3 separate regions of the Homo sapiens genome follow, and all the other regions are linked to region 3. A link is a contact called in ENCODE Hi-C data. All regions are on one chromosome and are shown on one strand. The core of a region is the stretch at or near the end of the contact, and the rest is flanking DNA. Distances in the headings are between cores, read along the strand shown.

Evidence for each region. A loop is a pair of places that touch in the nucleus more often than their neighbours do. Pooled maps may share reads with other maps.
Region 1: a pooled map of heart left ventricle shows a loop between it and region 3 (4-fold over the local background). The contact joins two enhancer-like sites. A Hi-C loop is called at or near these places in 1 of 50 pooled maps.
Region 2: a map with no recorded cell type shows a loop between it and region 3 (11-fold over the local background). The contact joins two enhancer-like sites. A Hi-C loop is called at or near these places in 3 of 37 single-sample maps with no recorded cell type and 4 of 50 pooled maps.

What each region holds. Positions count from the first base shown.
Region 1 is chr12:79,437,498-79,441,507 of GRCh38, forward strand. All of the region lies in intron 9 of SYT1 (synaptotagmin 1), which reads left to right. Among named protein-coding and RNA genes, the nearest start is that of MIR1252, 20 kb to the left of the region's middle. Within about 2 kb of position 2,279, at least 2 of the 41 ENCODE cell types and tissues checked have a DNase peak (open chromatin) inside an H3K27ac peak, as active enhancers do.
Region 2 is chr12:79,062,119-79,066,494 of GRCh38, forward strand. The region is part of intron 3 of SYT1 (synaptotagmin 1); the gene reads left to right. All of the region lies in intron 3 of LOC105369863 (a long non-coding RNA gene), which reads right to left. Among named protein-coding and RNA genes, the nearest start is that of SYT1, 200 kb to the left of the region's middle. Within about 2 kb of position 1,298, at least 2 of the 41 ENCODE cell types and tissues checked have a DNase peak (open chromatin) inside an H3K27ac peak, as active enhancers do.
Region 3 is chr12:80,776,526-80,780,458 of GRCh38, forward strand. No RefSeq gene overlaps it. Among named protein-coding and RNA genes, the nearest start is that of LINC01490, 15 kb to the left of the region's middle. RefSeq lists enhancers at 1,196-2,395, 1,640-1,869. Within about 2 kb of position 1,751, at least 16 of the 41 ENCODE cell types and tissues checked have a DNase peak (open chromatin) inside an H3K27ac peak, as active enhancers do.

The DNA of each region.
Region 1 (4,010 bases), core at 1,029-3,528, 1.3 Mb before region 3:
ATCTGTCTGCAGGATAAGAGAAGAGTTAAGGTGGTCATGGCCTTATCGTATAGCATATGGGCTACATTTACATTTCTGCAAAGCTTGCCCATTGGGGTCCCTATAATTGGAGAAAAATCACTTACTGAATTTTGTACCTAGTTCCAGTCTTCCTCCAAGTTTACTTTATATTATTTGTTTGGGATATAGCTCCACATGTTGAAACTGTGCCTCTAACACCAGTGTTGGTGAAGACATTGCATTCCAGTGCCAGATTCTGTGGTCAGAAATTTTGTTTAACAGAGGTAGCAATAATATTGGAAGCATAGGTTGCATTGTAGAGTGTCTGAGAAAAGGGGTGCAGAGAAAAATCCTATCAAACATGTGTTAAAATAATGTCAAATCTGATATACTCATAAAAACATGCCCTTGAACATCTTGGGGCAGAGGAAGGGATGGGAGAGAATAAAGGAGGATCATCTCATGCTCAAAGAGAGAAAAAGAAGAGAGCAAAGGAGAGTTTCGCAGGAAGGGTACTGTGGAAACGCCAGCAAAGGTGGGATCAGGAATTATCTGGAAAAGAGAGAATTTCTGGGGTGTCTTTTGATCCACATCCTACTTCCTTATTTCTATTCCATCCAGGCAGTTGAAGTCATCAAACCAACCAAGCCTTTGTATAGCATGGTAGGTGATGGAGAAGGACAGTAATTGGAACAGTAAGGAAACAGAGGCATATCTCATATGCCATATATGCCTGTATATCATATATCATCTCCTCTTACTCCCTGGCCAAAAAAAAGATGGCAGATTCATTGTATCCAGGATATACTGATGGAGGCAAGTAGGATGGAATGCCATGCCTGAAGGACTAGGTGGAGGTGATAGTTCATGCCACCTAGAGCTAGATATTGGAGCATCAGGGCTAGATCAACGTGCTAGGTACTGATTGCTGGAAGGAACCCTTCAGAAATGAAACTCCTACCAATTAATATGAGAGATCTATGTTTCACTCAAAGTTTATGCCAGAATAGGACTAAATGAACAAAAAAGAATGGCACCAGGCCGCAGGTGTCTGCCCCATGAATTGTATTCAGAAGGGGCTGCCCATTTGGCAGAGTTGTAGAATTGCTAGTTCATCTTTAGAGTTGCTCATAGACTGGAGCTGATCAAGTAATTACAAAACCAGTCAAACAAGGTCTATATCCTCTTCCTTGAAAATAGCTAGTGAGACCAAAGTAGTCATCTGGTCACCATGCTAGGATCCTCTGCTTCCCTCTCACATGGCATAGTCAGTGTTCTAGGTCTCCACTGTCTTGGAGCTGAGGAACAATTTGATTTGATTTGGTAAGTCATATCCCCGTAGCTTTAACACAGTGACTTCCTATTCCTCATTCTGAATAGGAAAGAGTTTGGGGTGCAGGGTAGTTTTACAGCTAAGTGGAAACCAGAAAGAAGAAAACAGACAGTATAGAGTTTTCTCAGAGTAGAAAGGAGTCACGAGAAAAAGTAAGGGAAGAGGTATGGATATTACCTCACTCCAACAACCAATACATACTACCACATCTCTAACAAAAATAAACCTCAAGCCTGAGGGATTCCTTTTCTCTAATTCCTCATTTTCAGCAGAATAAGGAAAGTAGATACTTCAGGCATAATATGCCTAAGTGTATCAACATTAGCTGGCCTCAGAATCTGGAAAGAAGCTCAGTAAATCAGTTTTGATTTACACTATCCTACAGCCTCAGTAATAAGATTCCACCTGGAACTCTGAGTTTAACTTTTCAGCTGTGTGTAATTTGATCTATTGATGTCAGGAACAGGAGCAAACTGTACAGGATGTTGAATCAGTTTCCCATCTCACGCTGCGAGACCACCTCATATAGGTGGTAATGAAAGAAATGTTCCCTTTGTCTTTTATCTCATACATGATGACATTCTTCAAAATGAACCAGTTGTTTAGAGCGGGTATGCTTCTTTCCAGAAATAAATTGGTACTGGGATAGCTTGGCTTACTTGTGCAGCAAATGGGAAGACTCTTTCCCATTTGCTAATGGTGGTTACCAATTCAGCAAAGTGAGTTGAAGGAGAGTCTGATTCACAGATGCTGACTTAGATGTTAGCCCTCTCATAAAACCATAGTAATAATTAACAATGAAATGTGCCAGCCACACTTTGAATCACTTTCCATGTGGTAACTCAATTTAATTTTAACAACTTTATGAGCTAGGCATTATCATTTTCACTACTTTACAGTTGAGGGAGTTATGCCACAAAGAGGTGAAATAACTTCTCCAAGACCACACAGCTAGAAAAAAGCAGAGCCAAGATCCAAGTTAGGTTGGCTCTAGAGTCTGTACTTGTAAACACTGTACTAAATTGTCTCTCTGACATATCACAAAGAGCAGCAGGTTTGGAGTCAGGATAGACTGGCTTGAATTCTTTAAAAAAAAAAAAAATCAGCCTTTCTGGCTGGGCACAATGGCTCACTTCTGTAATCCCAGCATTTTAAGAGTCCAAGACAGGTGGATCACCTGAGGTCAGGAGCTCAAGACCAGCCTGGCCAACATGGTGAAACCCCGTCTCTACTAAAAATACAAAAATTAGCTGGGCATGTGCCTGTAATCCCAGCTACTTGGGAGGCTGAGGAGGGAGAATCGCTTGAACCTGGGAGGCAGAGGTTGCAGTGAGCCAAGACTGTGCCACTGCACTCCAGCCTGGGTGAAAGAGCGAGACTCCATCTCAAAAAAAGAGAGAGAGAGACTCAACTACTTTTTTAAGATAAGTTAAACAAAAGAAGTGAAGTGTCCCATGTCTTGCATCTATTTCATTGGCAAGAAGGATTATCTAAATGACATTGAAGACGGGGTGTCAGTATTTAGATGATGAAGGTTTCCATGAGTTCTTGTTTTGGGGAACAGAATGAATCCATACATGAGTTCCTGTTTTGGGGAACAGAATGAATCCATACAGTTACAGAGATATAGAGTGCCTAGAGACAGTAGCCCAATTTTTTGGTTGCAGGTTTCCTATGCTATTTACATGTTTCAGAAAACCTAGTGAATGTTTAGATGCTATGCATGTTGTCCAGCAGCTGTACTCAGGAAAAGCAAGAGCAACATTTGTGAGTTTCATTACATCTTATTTTATTATTTCCATAAAATTGTGTTTTATTATGCAATCACAAGGACTTCTAAGCCACCAAGAGACTGACAAGGATTTCGCTTTGCAGAACAACCCCTAAAACAGAACAAATTCAATTATCCAGAGGCCTATTTTGTAGGAGAGGTAATCTTTGCTTTAGAATTTTTAAAATTGTATTCTTAAAGCACAAATGTGACTCATAGGCAGGTGTATTTCCATTTAGAGAACTCAACCAGTAGCTGAGGATATAGGAGCAAGGTCTAGATCTCAGAAAAAGTTACGAACAAGCTAAGCAAGAGATTAGGGATATCGCTAAAGGGACCCAAGTTCAGGACGAGACTTCAATACAGTGAAAGAACTAGAAGACACTTAGTTCCTTGGCAATCAAGACTGGAGAAAATGGAGACTCAATCTAAGACTTCAGATTGTTGGGCTAAGAAGATGCTCAAATGTGCCCATCCCAGGTACATAACATATAGTCTAGGCTTATCGAGGCACAAAAGCTGATAAAGAACCCTAAGTTTCTTCCAGCTTTTGTTTTGACTAAGTTGGGAATTTTGCCTGCAACGTAAGTGCTTTGGTACCTGTATCAGGGTCAATCTGCGAAGGCAAAGACCGAGACTTCCCGTTTATAGCAGTTCCAAACCTGCTCCGCTTTCAGCCCTGTTTTGTTGTTGTTGTTGTTGTTGTTGCTGCTGCTGCTGTTGTTGTTGTTGTTGTGAGATTCTGCCTCTGTTGCCCAGGCTGGAGTGCAGTGGTGTGATCTTGGCTCACTGCAACCTCCGTCTCCCTGGTTCAAGCAATTCTCCTGCCTCACCTTTGGAGTAGCTGGGATCACAGGTGTGCACCACCACGCCTGGCTAATTTTTGTATTTTTGGTAGAGATGGGG
Region 2 (4,376 bases), core at 48-2,547, 1.7 Mb before region 3:
TGATCCATAATGACATTTTGTTGTTATTTTCTGACCTGTTGGGTGAGGCACTAAAGCCAGCTTCCCTAGGTCTATGTAGCTTTAAGTTATTGCAGTGAGGAAATTTCACAGTGCTGTCATGCTTTTGGTTAATACAGTTTTGTGTTTTGCTTGGGAAAGACAATTCTGAGAGTGTCCTATTGATTCAGATGTTTTCTGACAGTAGCTGCCTACCAGGTTTGCCTTCATTGACTTTTCAATGTTCTGTTACAAATAACTTGCATGTACAATTTGATATTGAAAAGCCTAGAAGGTTCCCCACTGTGCATGAAGTTAGAGCAGCCCTGAGCCATGGGGTGGTGAGTGCTTATTATCATTCTGAAAATCATCCACTTGTCCTAGGCTGTTGCCATAAAAGGGTTGTGTTTTCTCTGTTATTCTTTTTTGTTCTCCTGCTTCTTTTATTCTTTCAGACATTCCAATGCACTTCTTATTCTTTAAAAGTTTAAACTTCATTCTTAAAAATTCCCCATGGTGACTGAAACTTGAAATATAAAGTCACAGGTGTTTTCTGATATTTTTGAACACACGGAATGTGAGATGGCTTGGATTGGAAGTACTTATTTTGTTAGTACAATTTAAAAGAATCACTTCTGTGAGATTTTCCTAAAATGATGAATGGTTAGAAATGTTCTTTTATAATCATAATAAAAATAACTACCATTTATCGAATGCCTACCATCTGCCAAGATCTGTGCTTAGCAACTTTCATGCTATCTATAATATTGACAACTCTGTAAGGTAGGTATCATTAAACCATTTACAGATAAAGAAACAAAGACTCTGAGAAGTTAAGTGACTTGTCCAAGACAAGAATGATTACTTCTATCTTTCTAATTGTGGTTGACTTCTACTTATTAAAAATGATGGTAATATCATTTGGGTTTGCAGAGCACGTCACGGTTTACATAGCAGTTTCACATATGCCACCTCCTTTAACCTCACAAAACTGATAACTATATTTTGCATTTCACCTTAATCTTTGTGAGACCATCTTGAGGCTTTAGATCAGAAATGGGGTATGAATTTCCTTGTGCTGAAATATGACCCTTTGTTAAGTTAGCATCATTTGCAAAAATGTCTTCTTTTCTACCATTACTAGTTTATGCTTCTATTTTATCAGGGGAGAAGGCAGCTGGAGAACTTGTCTGTTGATGCCCTTGAAGAGTTTGTGGGATTATGTTTACCCAGAAAATAGTTGCCTGTAGCAAAAGCATAATAATGTTTTTGAGACCCAGCTGCTCTGCCCCTGAAAACTATGTAGGAAATACTTACATAGCTGCTATTTCCTGCTCTCTCCTCCCAGGATCCCAGCCCGTGGCATCTCTGCCTTTCAAAGACATTCCACTGTGCAGTCTGTCCCTATGTCTGCTTGTAAACCAAAGCATAATGTTCATTTACACATAAGTGGAGGAGGGGGAAGGAGAACCTTATAGAATTACAAATAAGATAATATTATAATGGGTAATAAGTACATTTCTGCCTTATCACCAGTATTTCCAAAACCCAATGGCATCAAATTCTCTGAAATAATTTAGGGCTCTGAAATGGGAATTGGGTAAAGAAAATAAGTAAAAAAGTTGTTGGATTCAATAGGGAAAAATAATAAAACAAATACAGTAACAGGTACACTACCCTCCTCTATCCCCCTTGGGAACACCAAAGCAAACCCACTCACCCTTCCAAAAAGTATCATTTCTTTCAAATATCAGAGCTTTGACCCAGGAGTCTGACCTCACTTTTCCTGACCTAACTCCTCCTAGGCGAGATTGGTTTCTCCCTCTCTTCTGTATTCTCAAAGCACCTAGGACATGCCTCTGCTTCAGTATCCATCTTCTCTACTGGACATGAGCAAAATGAGCCCCCTCCTTATCCCTACCATTCCGGAGAACAGTCCATCACTTGGAGCATAAAGCTTAGTGCACAAGTAGATGAATCTATTCAGCCATGCAACAGTACCAGACCTTCTGTTAGTGCTGTGTGCTACACTCAGAGAATGTTTAAAGAAATGAGGAATGAAGAAAGGGAGTGAAGAAGACAGGGAATGTAGGAATGAGAGAGACAGGGAAGAAAAGACTGAAGGAGAAAGGAAAGAGGGAGTAAGGAAGGAAGGAAAGAAGAAAGCCTGGCCCAAGATGTGAATAAGAGTGTAATGATTTCACTTATCACATAGTATTTCACATAATATCTATTGTTTACTTTCAGCAAAGAAATTTATTTTGAGAATATGAATATTTCAGAGGAATAATTCACAGTGGAGATGGGGTAGATAGTTTTGTAGAAGACTAGAAATCAGTTTCTAAATGTTTCTCTTTCCACTAATTTCAAAGTCTATTTTTCTTATTACTAAAATATTTCCACTTTTATATATGTGAAGATAAAACTTTTGCTTACTCCTTAGCTAATGAATTTTATAAACAAACTCTTTTATATGTTTTTATAATATAATATGTGAAATGAGAAGACTAAGGGATTTTACCTACCACCTACATATTACCATATTAAGATATTCCTGAATAAAGTAAACCCCACCATAAATGTGTGTGTGTTGGGGGGTATGATTTTTCTTTTTGGTCTATGAAACAGATTATGCTAATTTACACCAGCACTTCCAATAACAACTAACTATTCTGCACCCCAAACACACACACACACACATACACACACAACACACCCCATCTACTCTTCTCTCTCCTGCTCCAGTACTCTGTAGCATTAGTTTAGTTTCTCTTATTCCCTCAGCCCCACTCTTTAGACAAAAAAATAGAGAGAAAGAAAGAAAGAAAGAAAGAAAGAAAGAAAGAAAGAAAGAAAGAAAGAAAGAAAGAAAGAAAGAAAGAAAAGGAAACCTTTCCTTCTCATTTCTAGGGCTCTAAGGGTTTGCACGCTGCCACTCTACCATTCTTCACACATTCCAATTAGAAACTTAAGGGAGGCCAGCGTAGTGGCTTGTGCCTGTGATCCCAGCACTTTGGGAGGCTGAGGTGGGTGAATCGCTTCAGCCCAGGAGTTTGAGATCAGCCTGGGCAACATGGTGAAAACCCGTCTTCACAAAAATAAAAACAAACAACAACAAAAATAGCCGGCATTATAGCACACACCTGTAGTCCCAGATACTAGGGAAGCTGAAGTGGGAGGGTCGCTTGAGTCCGGGAGGTGAAGGATATAGGCTGCAGTGAGCCTTTAGTGTGCCACTGCATTCCAGCCTGGGCGACTGAGCGAGACTCTGTCCCAAAAGAGAGGAGTGGAGGGGAGGGGAGGAGAGGGGCACAAAGGTGCCATGCATATCAGAGGATGCTTTCTTGTCTGCTTATCTCAAATCTGGCCATACATTTGAATATCAAATAAAGCTGATATTCTCATTTTCTTCCTCTCTACTGAAAAATAATCTATCCCAGTAACAACAGTTAGCAGTCACTGCAGGCAAGATGATAAAGAGGAAAATAAAAAAATCTTGAGGAAAAAAAAAGTCAAGGATGATTTTGAATATTTATTATATTATCTTGAAACCCATCATAATCACTTCACAAATTCTTAATGAAATCTGACCAAAATGTGCTCCCACTATTTGTTGAGATCTATAGGAAAGTCAAAATGATACAATTTCTCATTTTATCATTATTTTTTGTGCACTTATGCGCACAGAAGATACTGTGTGAATTGGTTTGAAGTTTTCCTTCTTTTCACTATCTTATAGCTTAATTGGTAATGAGCAGCAAATTTTAAAAGATTAAAAATTACGGGGGGGAAGGGAAGAGGAAAGTTAGTGCCCTAGATAGAGTGAAAAAAATTACAAAAGAACAAAGTAATTATTCACAAGATGGGAAAAAGATATAAATGAATTGAATTATGAGTCAGACAGAAAAGACCACACACATATATACCCACATGCATGAACATACACAAACACAAATACACATGCACACACAAAAAGACATGCACACACAGTCTACACTACACACATATCATCCACCCACACAAATGCAGAGACCACACATTTGACACATGCTCACAAACACACTTATCCAAACATGGCAAAATTATGCTCCCAATTTAATTAGCAAAGAATACATTTTACCAGAAGCAGGGTAAACACCACATAGGATAGTAGCATATATCAGAGTAGCTTCCCTTGATCCCCAGAGTCCTTGTGGGGGCTCACAGCTGCCTATGAACTGGACATATAAGCAAACCTATAAACCTGAATTCTTTCTGCAACACCGAACTTTTATAAGCCAGAGGTACAGGATGACTTCAGAAAATCTTAAACTTACAATTTTTATGCCTCTGATTAACATTAAGCATCACATCTCTTGGTTTGAAAAAAAAAATTAAAA
Region 3 (3,933 bases), core at 501-3,000:
AACTTCTAATGAGGAGCAACAGCCCAGGGTGCAGGGAATTCCTAACTTTAGACCCAGCTAGGTTTCCTTTACTATTAGTAAACCCTGCCTAAACGTTCATATGCAGGTAGTCTGTTTCTCTGAAATAAAGGATATCACAATAATTAAAATCTGTTAATATATGTGAAGTTCTTAGAACAGCACTTGACACATAGTAAGTACAAATATAATGAATTCTTATAATTGTATGTTGCTTCAACATCCATTTTGAATGTAAATGGCTTGACTTTCCATATTCAATGAGTTAATAGGTTTGACTTCCTCATACAAGAGGCAGAGCTTAGTCACCCTTGACAGAGTTTTCAGTTCTCCACCTCTTCCCAGTTTTTCAAGGTGTTTCATTCAGATATCTGTCTCATTAACTGCCTCCTGGTGACTACTTCCCTACGAGATAGTTACATTCAACCTACTTGCTCTACCCACTCCCACATGTGGCATGTGCTTTGTAGATAGGCCACAGTGACCACCTTTCAGTCACTGCAGGACTGCATCAAACTGCCCACTTGCTCTTAAACCCACCAGTTGTAACTCCCCACCGGAAATCTACCTAGGAAATGGCCTGAACCCCAATAAAGTCTTTGGACCTCAGGTCTCTTACTCTATCTCTCTTGCTCCCCACTTGACAGTTGAGTGTGTGTCCTGGACTCCCTCCTTCCTGTCGGTCCTGAAAAATGTGCTGCTCTCTTCTCTCTAGGGTATATGTGAGTAATAAAACTGCTTCTATTATTCCATGTGATATAGTTTGGCTGTGTCCCTACCCAAATTTCATCTTGAATTGTAGCTCCCACAATTCCCACATGTTGTGGGAGGGACCCAGTGGGAGGTAATTGAATCTTGGGGGTGGGTCTTTCCTGTGCTGTTCTCGTGATAGTGAATAAGTCTCACGAGATCTGATGGTTTTAAAAAGGGGAGTTTCCCTGCACAAGCTCTCTCTTTGCCTGCTGTCATCCATGTAAGGCGTGACTTGTTCCTCCTTGCCTTCCATCATAATTGTGAGGCCTCCCATCCATGTGGAACTGTGAGTCCATTAAACATCTACCCTGTATAAGTTACCCAGTCTCTGGTATGTCTTTATTAGCAGTGTGAAAACGGATTAATATACCATGTGTTTTGTTGTGCTGCCTCTTCTGCATCTCACACGACCAACATACCCGAACCTAACTTCTTTTCCAGTCAGGGCTCTCCTACAGAGTGGCTATCTTGGTAGGAATAAACTATTCACAGGTCTGGTGAGAGTCACAAGGGCATTTGCCAGTGTAAATAAGTTTCCTGTGAGAAGAACAATTGGACACGGGTCAGACACTTTAGCAAGTTAAGTATTCTGACAAAAGATAAAGGTCAGGATAAAAATGAAATTAGAGAAAAAAAATACAACTCAATAAATGTTAGCTGTTAAGTATAGCTTTGTCTACCCAAAATACTTCTCTAATTATCTTATTTCGGTAAAACACTGTTGTAGATTGCAAAAGCAGCCCAATTTTCTGTTCCTCTGTGTATAAATGCCTTTTACAATGATCAAGAGGTAGAGACTTTTCCCCCAGTTGCTGACTCTGGGCTGGGCTAGTGACTTGTTTTGGCCAATAGAATGTGATAGAAATTACATTTTGCCTGTCTGAGCCTAACTCTCAGAAGGTCTTGTGGACTTTTGCTCTCTCTTGAGATTTTTTCCTCTATTATGAGAACAAGCCCAAACTAGCCTACTGAGGGTAATAGACCATGGGGAAAAAAGCTGAGTCACTTCAATTGGAAGTCAGCCAACCCCAGAAACAGAGCTGCTTAGCTGATGTTCAATTGATTACAGGCACATGGGGAGGCCCAGCCAGTCAAACCCAGAACAGCCCGGCTGAGCTCAGCCTAATTCTGTGACTTTCAGGATGAGTAACAAAATAAATGATTCTTATTTTAAGTCAAAATTTTGGAGAGCAATCTTCCTCTTGTCAATGTCTATCTCAGTGCTATTTCAGACTCCTTTCGTACTGTCAAATCTCACTCAACTTTTAGCATCTATTTCAATTGGCATCTCTTCCAAGAAGATTTTTCTAATTTCCTCAAGTGATGTGTTATCTCCCCTATAATTGAACCCCATTTTGATATTTGTGTCCCTTTTTAGCTTTTTTTTTAACTTGTTTTCTATTAGAGGTGTTAGTGTCCTACTCATCTTGCTTTTCCTACAGCTAGTAAGTGGACATCCAGGAGGTACAAGGATATATCCCAGACCTGGCCAGTCATGCTACCATTTCCCATAATAATCTCCTTAAGAAGTGAGCACCAGACCCAAGTCATTCAGATACTACCTGTAAGATATAGGCACTGAGGGAAAGAGTCTGGTTTTTCTTTTAGATGAAGAGCTATAAGAATGGAATCGAGACTAGGAGAGGAACATCCAAAGGAGAGAAAATGACTGCAGTGGGAGAGAACAAGAGCTACGATCAAAAAGAGGAGAGACAAGCAGCACTGAGGAAGACAGAAGGGTAAGAAGAGGTAAGAATTCTATCAACACTGAGATACTGAGACCTGGATCTGTCCTGTTTTGGAAGTAATTGATTCTCTCTCTCTTTTTTTTTTCTTCTCAAGCTCAAGTGAGTTGTGTTTTGGTTAATTGCAAAAAGAAAAGAATCCTAAGCTTCTTGTGAACTGAGGCAGGTTAATATGAATGATTCTCCAGTGCTATATCACCTATAGATATGTTGACTACATAATGTATTATCTATATTGGGACACTTCTGAGAGCAAAATGGAGTGCTAGTAATAATTATTCTGAAAAACCTAGTGCTAAATGAGACTGTCTCTTTGGGTTTCCCAGAAAAAAATCAGAAAAGCTGGATCTTCAAAGCTGAGGATTAGATGCTGGATTGTTGTGTTACAAAAATCCAGGTCTAGACCTTCTATGGGTCCCTTCTTTGTAGCAGACAGTCAGCCTCTCACCCTTACAACCCTATTATCTACAAAAATACAGCTAATAAACAAAAACTCACAGGAAGCAAAGATTTATGGAACAGGTAGCAATTAAACTCTTTGGAACTACGTTGTGTTTGTGTGGGATAGTTCTTGAATTTGTGTTTGTAATCACTATAACTTAAAGGAAGAAAAAAATTAGGTATTAGTTCTCATGTATGATAATTTTCCTTCAAGATATTATGTTTTCTATCCTTGGTGTCGGGGAGGCAGTAGAAGTAGCAAATTAATATAATGTTTAAGTTAGTTGTTGAATATATATGGTATATAAAAGTTAAAACTCAGATAAAACTTTGTGTTAGCAACACAGATGAACACAATGTGGGCTAAAGCTGAAGAAATGTTTTGATTTCGATGATCACCTTTTATCTTCCTCTATAGGCTACAGCTGAGACAACAGTAATTAATCTCACAATCTCCTGTACCTGATATAATGGCTTAGGGGCAGAGGAGAACTACTGTAGTGTAAGTGGGGCTTGTGTTCTGATGGGCAATGGCAATAGGCAGGACCATTAATACAGACTCAGGCATATGGAAGTAGTATTATTGTGCCCACCTTGCTAATTTAAAACTCACTTTACACTTTAGAATTTCTCCCATGAAATAAGCAACGAAATATGTATCTACAGTAAAGTCATTTGGTGGGGGGATTGGGTATTTAATATTAATATGGTTAATATTTACATTAACCTCTACATTCATCCTGAGGATAAGAATAAGATCAGAACAACCAGGGAATAAGAGATAAGGATGACCACTTTTATCTTTACATTCTTTATCTCCTCTTTGTAGAAATAATAATAATAATAATTAAAGCTCTTTTCTTTCTTAGAAGTGTGTGGTGTTGAGTTCTCAACCCAGATGAACTTTGTGAGTGAGCTATAGAGAACTGAGATAGACCCAAGATAATCCAGCAGCCATTCTATAAAGTTGAGAGGT